Regions from separate parts of the Homo sapiens genome. Here region 1 is linked to region 2. A link is an interaction called in ENCODE POLR2A ChIA-PET data of the cell type or tissue named here. Cell type or tissue: Panc1. All regions are shown on one strand. Each heading gives the region's core, and the rest is flanking DNA. Links, peaks and the distances in the headings are about the cores only. Region 1 has its middle 18 kb from the start of MDM1. Region 2 overlaps RAP1B (RAP1B, member of RAS oncogene family).

Region 1 (5,386 bases), core at 153-5,152, 270 kb before region 2:
TCCCCAAGTGCTGGGATTACAGGGGTGAGCCACCACGCCCAGCCAGGAGTCACGTTTTTTTAAGATGCAGTTTGTCATTTTTTATTTATCTGATTCTAAATGAATCACAGAAGAAACCTAAAAAGAGCTGGTCCCCCTGTCCCCATTTTTAGGTGAGGTCAATAGGACTGCTTTGAGAGCTCACTCGGGCCCAACCATCAGTCTGTTATGAAATAAGTATCCCTGTAAATTGGCAACTACCCAACTAACTGCCCTATCCCGAAAAGGGACAAGTGCTATGTGCTGTGCTCTGAAAGCCGCACTTTCTTTGCCTTGTTACAAAGGAACAGTTCTGGCTGTTCACAAATAATGTAGAGCTATATTAGCTTGCATCTGTTTGAAATCAGCCAATTATCCCCCAAAACAGCAGCTAGCCTTCACCTACCTGAGCTCCAGGTCCTGTCCATCCTCAGAAGGGAGTGCGAAGGGGCTGGATGATCCCTTGATGTCTGGCTGAGCGGCCAACACCCTAATGCTCAAGGCGACAGCCCCAAATGCTGGGCTCTTGCCCCAACACTCATCACCTCCCTTGTGTGAAGGAAAGACTACAGCCCATCTCCAGACTGAGGTGGCAAGTCGTAGAATTGGACTAATCAGTCATTTTCCTCTGACCTAATTAGGAAGTTGTACCTCTTGGCTTTTAGTTTGAGAAGAGAAAACCAGTGGCCTGTTACCTCAGAAAACTCTTCCCGGTGAGAGGCCAGCTCTTCTGCTCTGATTGCCACATGGAGATTTTGCAAATCTGACTAAAAATTTATTAAAATGGTTATGCTTGCCTACAGTAGTAGGCATCTTTAAAATGAAAAGGAATTAAGAAACCTTGTTATATAATGAATGTTTTATACCACCTCACTGGTATTCAAACATATTTTTTTCCTAAGCTCAGATGATTTCCATATGGGTGAAAGACTTCAGATTTTAATTGTATCAAAGATAATTAACAGGACTCTGAAAAGGTAGTTACCTACATGTCATTCTACATCCAGCAAAATATTTGCGTGAGAGGATGTTTCAGCTGTCGCACACAACCCTGACTGACATTTAAGTGGATTATTAGCTGTCTTGCCCCAGCATCTATTCTGCTTTAGTGGCTTCTATCCTCCAACCCCGCTGAAAGTGACTCAAGGCACTACAGATTCCAAATGCAGCCTGCCAGATTAAGCAGAGAAACTGCAGGAAGCATCCCTACATTGTGAGAGGAAAGTCAGTGCAGTTCCCCTGAGATAGGTGTGCGTTAATGTAACCATGGTTTTTAATCTCCTTGGATGCTCTCTCTGTACCTATGCATACCATGTACAGCATGCTCAAAAGAAACATGATAATGGCTAACAGCTGGATTCTTTCTAGCAGTTTCTTATCAAGTGCCTCATAGTTTGCAGCTTCCCAGAATAAAGAGTGTCTCTGAGGCTTAAGCCCAGAAGCTTAATTTATAAACTGAGTGTAATGAACCTTGTCAGAATTGTATTACCACTTGGCTTGTACCATAATATATGTGTGGAGTGGCTATTGTATACAAAGATGACTTATTTCAGCACACTGGAACTTTCCATTTGTTAACTGTCTCTCAGCCCTGGAATAGTCATTTTGCTTTTGTTTTTATTTCAATAGCTGCCATTTAGCAAGCTGCCATGAAGATAGCCATCTCCATCTGATTCATTTGGGGCTACAATTCATGTATTAAGGTTAAATCCATATCTTTTATCCACCTTGGGTGAAGAACATGAAAGATCCTATACAACTGGTCTAACACCTGTGTGTTCTCTCTCCTAAAAGTTAATACCCAATTCAGCTTGGTGCAGGTTTTAAAATTTAAATAAAAAAATAAAGTTAATATTCAAGTTAAACCTTGGTCTATGTCTAATCATTACAATCCTTCTGGAATCCACAAATGCCAAAGCATTTGCCCCAAAAAGCAGCCTGGAACCAAGGTGTAATGAAGCATTTCACCGGTCCCACTGGACAGGGCTGTGAATCATCTTCCTTTCTTACCCAGTTGGCACAGATACATAGCAACTGAACAGCATTTTGTCTCCGGAACAGTATAATTTCCTTAAATTACCATTAGGTACTAGTGTTGTTTTCACTAGCAGCTTGTACAGGGCCAGACATATCTCAGGGAGACCAAACAAATCTTCAGAAGCAACCCGCATGTGGAGAAACCATGTTGCAGAGTTTGAAACCTCTTAAGATGGAGTAAGCAAAATCATCCTCCTAGCTCAGCTGCCTGGGAAACTTGAGCCCCTGGCACCTGAACATCACCACGGCTCCAAGCAATGACACCATCTTTTGTTCTCTGGTTTATTTTTCTGCCTAACTCCTTCTGTCACCTGCCTCTTCCCTAGGGACTGAGCTAATAGAAGATTGGTACCTCTCTCAGCAAGTCCATCTGGTTCATTGAAATTTATCTCACAAAGAGTAGCAATTTGAAAGATGGGAAGAGTGGCACAAAGTGGTTTAGTTTCTATAAGTGCCCCCCCCCCCCGCCAACTTTGTGGGGGAAAAAAAAAGCAACAGCTTCCCTTTCACTGCAGCAGCAACCTGTAAGGTAATGGATCATTTCAGGGCATTCAGATCTGGCCTACATTGGCGCTGATATTTATCCGGCTTATTCTGGTATTTTCTTCAGGTTAAACTTGTACTACTTCAGTGTCGCACTGACAGTGACTTTCTTTCTTAATGTTCACAACCTGGAGGGAGTGAACAAGGCATATACAAAAGGTAACAACACATTCACAATATAAACAAAGAGCAAAGAAATCTTTATATTTCCCTGTAGATTCCTGCTATTTTAAGAAGCAGTGGTGGTTGTGCCACTTATTCATTTTTTAGCTATGAGTCGGATTTGCAGCATTCTCCTCCCTAGTCTGTGGCTAGAATAGCGTTTTCCAAACTATGGGCCCTACTGCTAAAGAACACACAATCTGCCTGGGTTTGAATCCTTGCTCTACTACACTAGCTGTGTGAGTTTAGGCAAGTTACTTAATGTCCATGTGCCTCAGTTTCCTCATCTGCAACATGGGGAAAATAATAGTGCCTATTTCTTTTTGTTTGTATTTGTTTCTGTTTTTGTCTTTTGAGATGGAGTTTCACTCCGTCTTGTTGCCCAGGCTGGAGTGCAACGGCACGATCTCGGCTCACCACAACCTCTGCCTCCCAGGTTCAAGCAATTCTCCTGCCTCAGCCTCCCGAGTAGCTGAGATTACAGGCATGCGCCACCATGCCTGGCTAATTTTTTTTTGTATTTTTAGTAGAGACGGGGTTTCTCCATGTTGGTCAGGCTGGTCTCGAACTCCCGACCTCAGGTGATCCACCCACCTCAGTCCCCCAAAGTGCTGGGATTACAGGCTTGAGCCACTGCGCCCGGCCAATAGTGCCTATTTCATGAGATGGTAGTGAGAATTAATTTAGTTAATATAGGTGAAAAATGTAAATACTGACTGGCTAATTGTAAGTATTAAATATTATCATTATTCAATTCTACAGAACAGTAGTTCCAAGAGATGTTTCTAGGGAAACAAGAGCCTGTGGTCAAATAAGATTGAAAACGCTTCACACTAACATATGTCATCAAATCTACAAAGTTATTGATTACATACCACTAGGAAAGAAAAAGCAATGCCAATTAAATTAGGACACAATGCTTTCCCCAGGGATTTGGCGATTTTCCTGGTTTCAGTTGTGTTGCTCCCTTGGTGAGTGGTAGCCACTCCTTGTGCGCCTACCTCGGTAACAAATATAGCCCTAGCTACTGGGTATCTTCCTTTCTTAAGTTCTATCAAGCATTTGGTTATTGCTTTGCAAGAAGATAAGGAACTGTAGTGCTGTGGGCTAGATGTTTGTCCTCCTAAAATTCATACATTGAAATCCTAACCCCCAAGGTGATGGTAACAGGAGGTGGGGCCTTTGGGAAGTGATTAGGTCCTGAGGACAGAGCCTTTATGAGTGGGATTAGTGCACATTAAAAAATGCCTGAGACAGGAATATTCAGCCCCTATTCAGCCTGAAGAAGTTACAGAGGGTGACTCTTCATCCCTCTGTAACCGTTAGGATTAAGGGTCCCCTTGTAAAAAGGGAGGGGAAAACATGTCAGAGGCATTTGAACCAGAGCAACTCCATCTTGAATAGGAGCTGGGTAAAATAAGGATGAGACCGACTTGGCTCCATTCCCAGGAGATTAGACATTCTTAGTCACAGGATGAGATAGGAGTTTGGCACAAGATACAGGTCACAAAGACCCTGCTGATTAAACAGGTTGAGGAAAAGAAGCTGGCCAAAACCCACTGAAACCAAGATGGGGATGGAAGTGACCTCTAGTCATCCTCACTGCTCATTATATGCTAATTATAATGCATTAGCAAGCTGAAAGACACTCCGCCAGTGCCATGACAGTTTACAAATGCCATGGCAATGTCAGGAAGTTAACCTGTATGGCCTAAAAAGGGGAGGAACAGGAACCCTCAGTTCAGGGAATTGCCTACCCTTTTCCTAGGAAACTCGTGATAACCCACCCTTTGTTTAGCATATAATCGAGAAATAACTATAAGCAGCCCATGTGGCTACTCTGCCTATAGAATAGCCATTCTTTTGTTTCTTTACTTTCCTAATAAACTTGTTTTCACTTTAACAACAACAGCAAAAAGGCCTGAGAGAATCTCATTGACGCTTCCACCATGAGAAGACATGGTGAGAAAGCACCATCCATGAACCAGAAAGTGTATCCCCTTACCAGACTCTGAATCTGCCAGAGCCTTCACCCTGGATGTTCTAGCCTCCAGAACTTCGAGAAATAAATTTCTGTTGCTTGTAAGCTACTCGGTTTGTGGCATTTTGCTATAGCAGCTCAAATAGACTAAGACATGTAGTTAACCTACAATGATGAGCTTCTGCTGCTCTAAGATCTTGTATATACCCGACTGCTCTGTTTCCATACCTTTTGACATATACAGTAACTTTTCATGTCAATACCAATTCATGGTGTGATCTTTATGAAGATACTTTAAAGAGCAATGAAACATCATTCTATGCTGTGCTAGGAATATACCTAACTCAGCTGATGTGACAACAAAAATAGCTATGGCCAACATCGCATGTACCCAGGCAATGACAACCATGGCAAAACTGCTGCCTGACCAACAACTGCTATAAGATACCACTGACTGTAAGAAGCATCCTACCTCAGAGATAATAAAGTACAGAGGGAAGTGCTACTTAGAATTGATGAAATATTTATTCCCCCTTTAAGAGATCACCAATGCATATTAACATATTAAAGGTGCAAGGAAGCCCTGCAGTAAAGAAACCCTCTTCCCTGCTTTAAGCCAATATTGAACCAGACAGCCCTCTTTAC
Region 2 (5,386 bases), core at 185-5,184:
AAAATTTTTAGTTCAGCCATCTGTAAACAGGAGTACTGTACCATGGCTCTGGAAGCTAGTGTTTTTCTGTGTTCATAGATTATTTTGCAATGGTATTGAAAGGTACTAATTGCCATTTGAGGTCTTAAGTTCTTTGTAAATCTCATAAGCACAGTGGAAGCAGTAGCTACAAAGAATAGATGAATTTATCCATTTGCAGTAAAAACTGATTTGTATGTAATCTGTTGTACTTTGAACCCAGTTGAGCACTGGATTCTAAAACAAGTCTCTTTGGTCGTGGAGAGTTTCTATTTTAAACAAGAAAAGTTATCAGGAACTTTTGTGCTGCCTTAAAAACATCACTTTTTAAAATTCACCAGCAACAAAAAATAGTATCACTTACATTCCGTATTTCATAACATTGGACTATTTATTCCTAATGTTGGTCAAATCAAGGGTACAGTAGCAACTGATTATTTAAGCAGTAATTTAGAAAGATTTTTTTTCCTTTGAATCAGTAGAGGGTCAAAATTTTTAAAACTTTCCAAAGAACCTTAAAACAGGAAAAAATGAAAATGTGGGGGAAATGTACCAGTTTTTTTTAATTTAAATTCCCTAAAATAAAAATATTTACAACATGAGTTACAGAATTTCCATCTGATTTTTATTGTACAGGAGGAGTATATTCTGTGATATCAGTATACAATTCAAAATACAAAAAATTACCTGGGCGTAGTGGGAGGTGCCTGTAATCCGAGCTGCTTGGGAGACTGAGGCAGGAGAATCGCTTGAACCTGGGAGGCGGAGGTTGCAGTGAGCCAAGATCGCTCCACTGCACTCCAACCTGGGCGACAGAGTGAGACTGTCAAAAAAAAAAAAATTACTTAGATTGTGTATGAGGTGCCTGCATACTAGAAATGTTCTTTTGAGTTACAAATCTGTCTCTCTGACCATAGAGAGTAATTATTTAATCTTGTGAGTTTGAGTTTTATATCAAACCATTTCCTAAAGCTTACTTGTAATTACTTTTACTTTATGTTTTTGTAGTTATACATGTGTATATATATACACATACATACACACACACATATACATATATCAGTGAGACCTTTTAAATTTTAGCTGAATTCTGGTTTCATAACTTGTGATTTTTTTTCCGGTACTGGGGGATTGAATGTTTTTAACTGTTGTGCAGATAGACTGAATAAAGGAAGTGAGCATCCATTAAAAACTCTAGTAAATAATTTGGATTTTTTTTTTTTTTGAGATGGAGTCCCACTCTGTCGCCCAGGCTGGAGTGCAGTGGCACGGTCTCCGCTCACTGCAAGCTCCGCCTCCAGGGTTCACGCCATTCACCTGCCTCAGCCTCCCGAGTAGCTGAGACTACAGGCGCCCGCCACCACACCTGGCTAATTTTTTGTGTTTTAGTAGAGACGGGGTTTCACTGTGTTAGCCAGGATGGTCTGGATCTCCTGACCTCGAGATCCACCTGCCTCGGCCTCCCAAAGTGCTGGGATTACAGGCGTGAGCCACTGTGCCCGGCCTTTGTTTTTTTGTTGTTGTTGTTTTGTTTTTTGTTTTTTTTGAGACAGAGTCTCGCTCTGTCAGTCAGGCTGGAGTGCAGTGGCACGATCTCAGTTCACCACAGCCTCCGCCTCCAGGGGTCAAGCAGTCCTCCAGTCTAAGCCTCCCGAGTAGCTGGGAATACTGTGCCTGGCTAATTTTTTTTTTTTTTTTTTTTTTTTTTGAGACGGAGTCTCTCTCTGTCCCCCAGGCTGGAGTGCAGTGGTGCAATCTCAGCTCACTGCAACCTCCGCCTCCAGGTTCAAGCAGATCTCCTGCCTTAGCTAGTACTACAGGCGCACACCACCGCACCCAGCTAAGTTTTGTATTTTTAGTAGAGAGGGGATTTCACCATATTGGTCAGGCTGGTCTCGAATTCCTGACCTCAGGTGATCCACCTGGCTTGGCCTCCCAAAGTGCTGGGATTACAGGCATGAGCCACCGCGCCCGGCCAGGTTTTGTATTTTTTGTAGAGACGTTTCGCCATGTTGCCCAAGCTCACCTCAAACTCGTGGGCTCAAGGGATCTGCCCATCTTGGCCTCCCAAGTGCTGGGATTATAGGCATGAGCCACTGTGCCTGGCCCAGCATTTCACTAAGTAACTTTATTTTAAAAATATACAGTGAACTGATTGCCGAAGTGGTGGATTGCCTCTACCTGTTTCCTTTTTCTTTGCCTTGTAGGAAGGGAAAAAGATGAAAGGAAACATGTTTTGTCTATTTAGTAGCAATTTTTGGTGAAAGCTTCTGGAAAGGAAATGGAAAATGCTGGGTAAAATGAAATTATAATTATCTGTGTATTCTAAAATTTATCCTCACATTAGAATATATTTTTCAAAGTTACTTTATACTAAATTCAGGGACTTTCTAAGTTCTCAGTTAATAGAACTGAAAGGGTATCAATAAAATAAGGACTATATATATAATCTATTTTTACTTAGTTTTTATGCGCCAAAAGGTATGTATGTTGCATCCAGCTGTTTGTTACCTTGTGTTTTAAAGTTGCAGTTAGAATGTGGAATCCTATTACTACATTGTGCCAACATATTTGTGGCTGATGCTTCTAAGTTATCCACAAGCTTCTCAATACAATAGCAAAATGCAGGAATTCCTCTGGAATCTTGAATTGAGGGATAGGATGAGATATATAACATATGTTATCTGTTGTTTTCTCCTACTGCTCTTGAAATTAACAAACTTGAGATAGTGTACTGATTTGTATTTATAAGATTGGCTGAGTTCAAATATGTCTTTTTGACGTTCTTACCAATGTTTAAAATATAGAAAAGTATAAAGAAGAAAATGAGTATCATCCGTAATGCCATCACTACAATGACTTTTTTAAAGCAAAATGTGTACTTTCCTTCTGAAGCTTTCCAACCTCCTTGCCTCCTCAGTGAGAATGATGACATACTGTTGTTAGAGTTGTTGAGGATCAAATGCAGTATTACTCATGAATGTTTCATAAACCATAAAATAATACAGTAATGTACTATTTTTTTTTTTGACAGCCTCACTCTGTCACCCAGGCTGGAGTGCAGTGGCACAAACTTGGCTCACTGCAGCTTCAACCTCCCAGATTCAAGCCATTCTCCAGCCTCAGCTCCCCAAGTAGCTGGGCCTACAGGCGCATGCCACCATGCCCAGCTAATTTTTGTATTTTTTGTAGAGACGGGGTCTCACCATGTTGCCCATGCTGGTCTGAACTCCTGAGCTCAAGTAATCTGCCCGCCTCCACCTCCCAAACTGCTAGGATTACAGGCATGAGCCACCATACCCAGCTGTATTAGTTCTTGTTCTATAAAGCTTTTTTTTTTTTTTTTTTTTTTTTTGAGGTGGAGTCTGTCGCCCAGGCTAGAATGCAGTGGCACAATCTTCGCTCAGTGCAACCTCTGCTCCCAGGTTCAAGCAATTCACCTGCCTCAGCCTCTCGAGTAGCTGGGATTACAGGCATGCGCCACCACGCCTGGCTAATTTTTTTTGTATTTTTCTTAGAGACGGGGCTTCACCATATTGGCCAGGCTGGTCTCGAACTCCTCACCTTGTGATCTGCCCGCCTCGGCCTCCCAAAGTGCTGGGATTGCAGGCGTGAGCCACCTTGCCTGGCCCTATAAAGCTTTTATTCTCCTATGGCATTGCTTAAGAATCCCATTAAAGTATGAATAAGGACTAATAAATAATTGTGAGTTTTGATTAGTGTAACAAATGAATTACCTAGATCAGTATTTTCAAGGTATGGTCCAAGGAATCCTGGAGGTCCCCTAGACATTTTTGGCGAGTCTACAAGTGCAAAACTATTTTTATAATACTGAGACATTCTTTGCCGTTTTCTTTGTAGTGACATTTGTACCTGTAGTATAAAAACAGTGGTGGATAAAACTTCTGGCGCTTTAGAATAAACCAGGTTAGAGTACTTCACTGTCCTAGTAATCATTGTATTATTCACTGCCATGCACTCAGATTTTTTTTTAAGTTTCACCTAAATGCTCTTGATGAAGAAGTAAAAAAATTTTAAACTAAATCTCTACCTTTGTACACATCTTTAATATACTGTAACAAAATGGGAAGTATGCTTAAAACACTGGCGAGGCCATGGACAGCAAGCCTCCCAGCACTTTGGGAGGCTAAGTCCAGCTTGGGCAATGTAGTGAGAGCCTGTCTCTCCTATTAAAAAAAAAAAAGTTAGTGTGGTCATGCACATCTACAGCTACTCTGGAGGCTGAGGTGGAAGGATCTCTTGAGCCCAGGAGTTGGAGGCTGCAGTTAGCTGTGATCGTGCCACTGCGCTTCAACCTGGGTGACAGAGCAAGACCCTGTCTCGAAAAACAAAACAAAAACACTTGGCAGCATACTGAAATATAATGGTTGTTTCTAGGGAAAGTATTTGTGTGATTGAGTCACACGCTGAATCAATCTTCATATAATGCCATTTTTGCTTAAAAGAATGCCAGACTTGGGCATTAGGCTGACATTTTCTTGAAAACAGTGAGGCTTTGCTTTAGGGAAAATAGTGGTAGTATTTATGGTCGATGATAAAGTTCCTAGATTTTAAGCAAAAATTTTAGAAAGCTTGTATCAGCTGCTGTAAGTATATAATGAAATCTGTCATTATTTGATTATCTGCATAACTGAGTCAGTATTTCCAAATGATCAATGCATAGTATTATAAAAATCATACATGGGTAAGAAATCTTTACAAAGTGTCAGCTAGACCAATGGATTTTAATGTTATAGAGAACATAAAAGTTTATCAATAAGGTATCCTGTTCCATATTGCAACCAATTGCTGAGCTTTGGTGTAGTGTCAAAGACCAGTATCCAGATTTATCTGAAAATGCTATTAAAATATTCCCAACTGTCTAATGTATTTTGTATTACTTATTTTTCCATGCTTTGCTCTCAGTGTTTAATGTCTTCTTTGATTTATTTTGTTTATATTTTTGTTGGAAACAGGAATGGGAGCCATAGATAAATGTGAAGCAATGTTTTCATGTGCTTTATCTTAAAATCTCCTATTAATATATAATCAGTTTAACTTCTTTGTAGTCTTCTCTGTGCATTCCATTCAACTTTTGGTCTTGGTAATGGATTAGATAATAGTTATTTTTAAGCCTATTTTTGGTTTTAATATTTGTTTTGTATACCTGACTGCTCATCTATAGACAGAATTCCCTTGTGTCCAAAGTCTAACATAATCCTTAAGTAGATTTTTAGTAGTTGACTTTCTCAGTTTTAAAATATTTGATAACTTTTCCATAGTAAAGCTGTAAGTTTCAAGTTTAGTAATGTCTTTTTGACCTGAGAATTTGGTGTGTTGTCTTACCTTAAGTAGACACTTTTCAAAA

The links. Peaks named below come from ENCODE experiments on the same cell type or tissue, not always from the same donor. Only the 100,000 strongest peaks of a DNase experiment are listed, where the experiment ranks them.
Region 1: POLR2A ChIA-PET joins it to region 2 with 7 read pairs; 23 of 35 experiments call an interaction of 5 or more read pairs at or near these places.

Annotation. Positions count from the first base shown.
Region 1 is chr12:68,348,077-68,353,462 of GRCh38, forward strand. No RefSeq gene overlaps it. Among named protein-coding and RNA genes, the nearest start is that of MDM1, 18 kb to the left of the region's middle. In Panc1, for the core only: no CTCF peak of the experiment used is centred there; no DNase peak of the experiment used is centred there; H3K27ac peaks cover 3,172 bases.
Region 2 is chr12:68,614,739-68,620,124 of GRCh38, forward strand. The region is part of intron 1 of RAP1B (RAP1B, member of RAS oncogene family); the gene reads left to right. Among named protein-coding and RNA genes, the nearest start is that of RAP1B, 6.5 kb to the left of the region's middle. RefSeq lists an enhancer at 949-1,720. In Panc1, for the core only: no CTCF peak of the experiment used is centred there; no DNase peak of the experiment used is centred there; H3K27ac peaks cover 4,909 bases.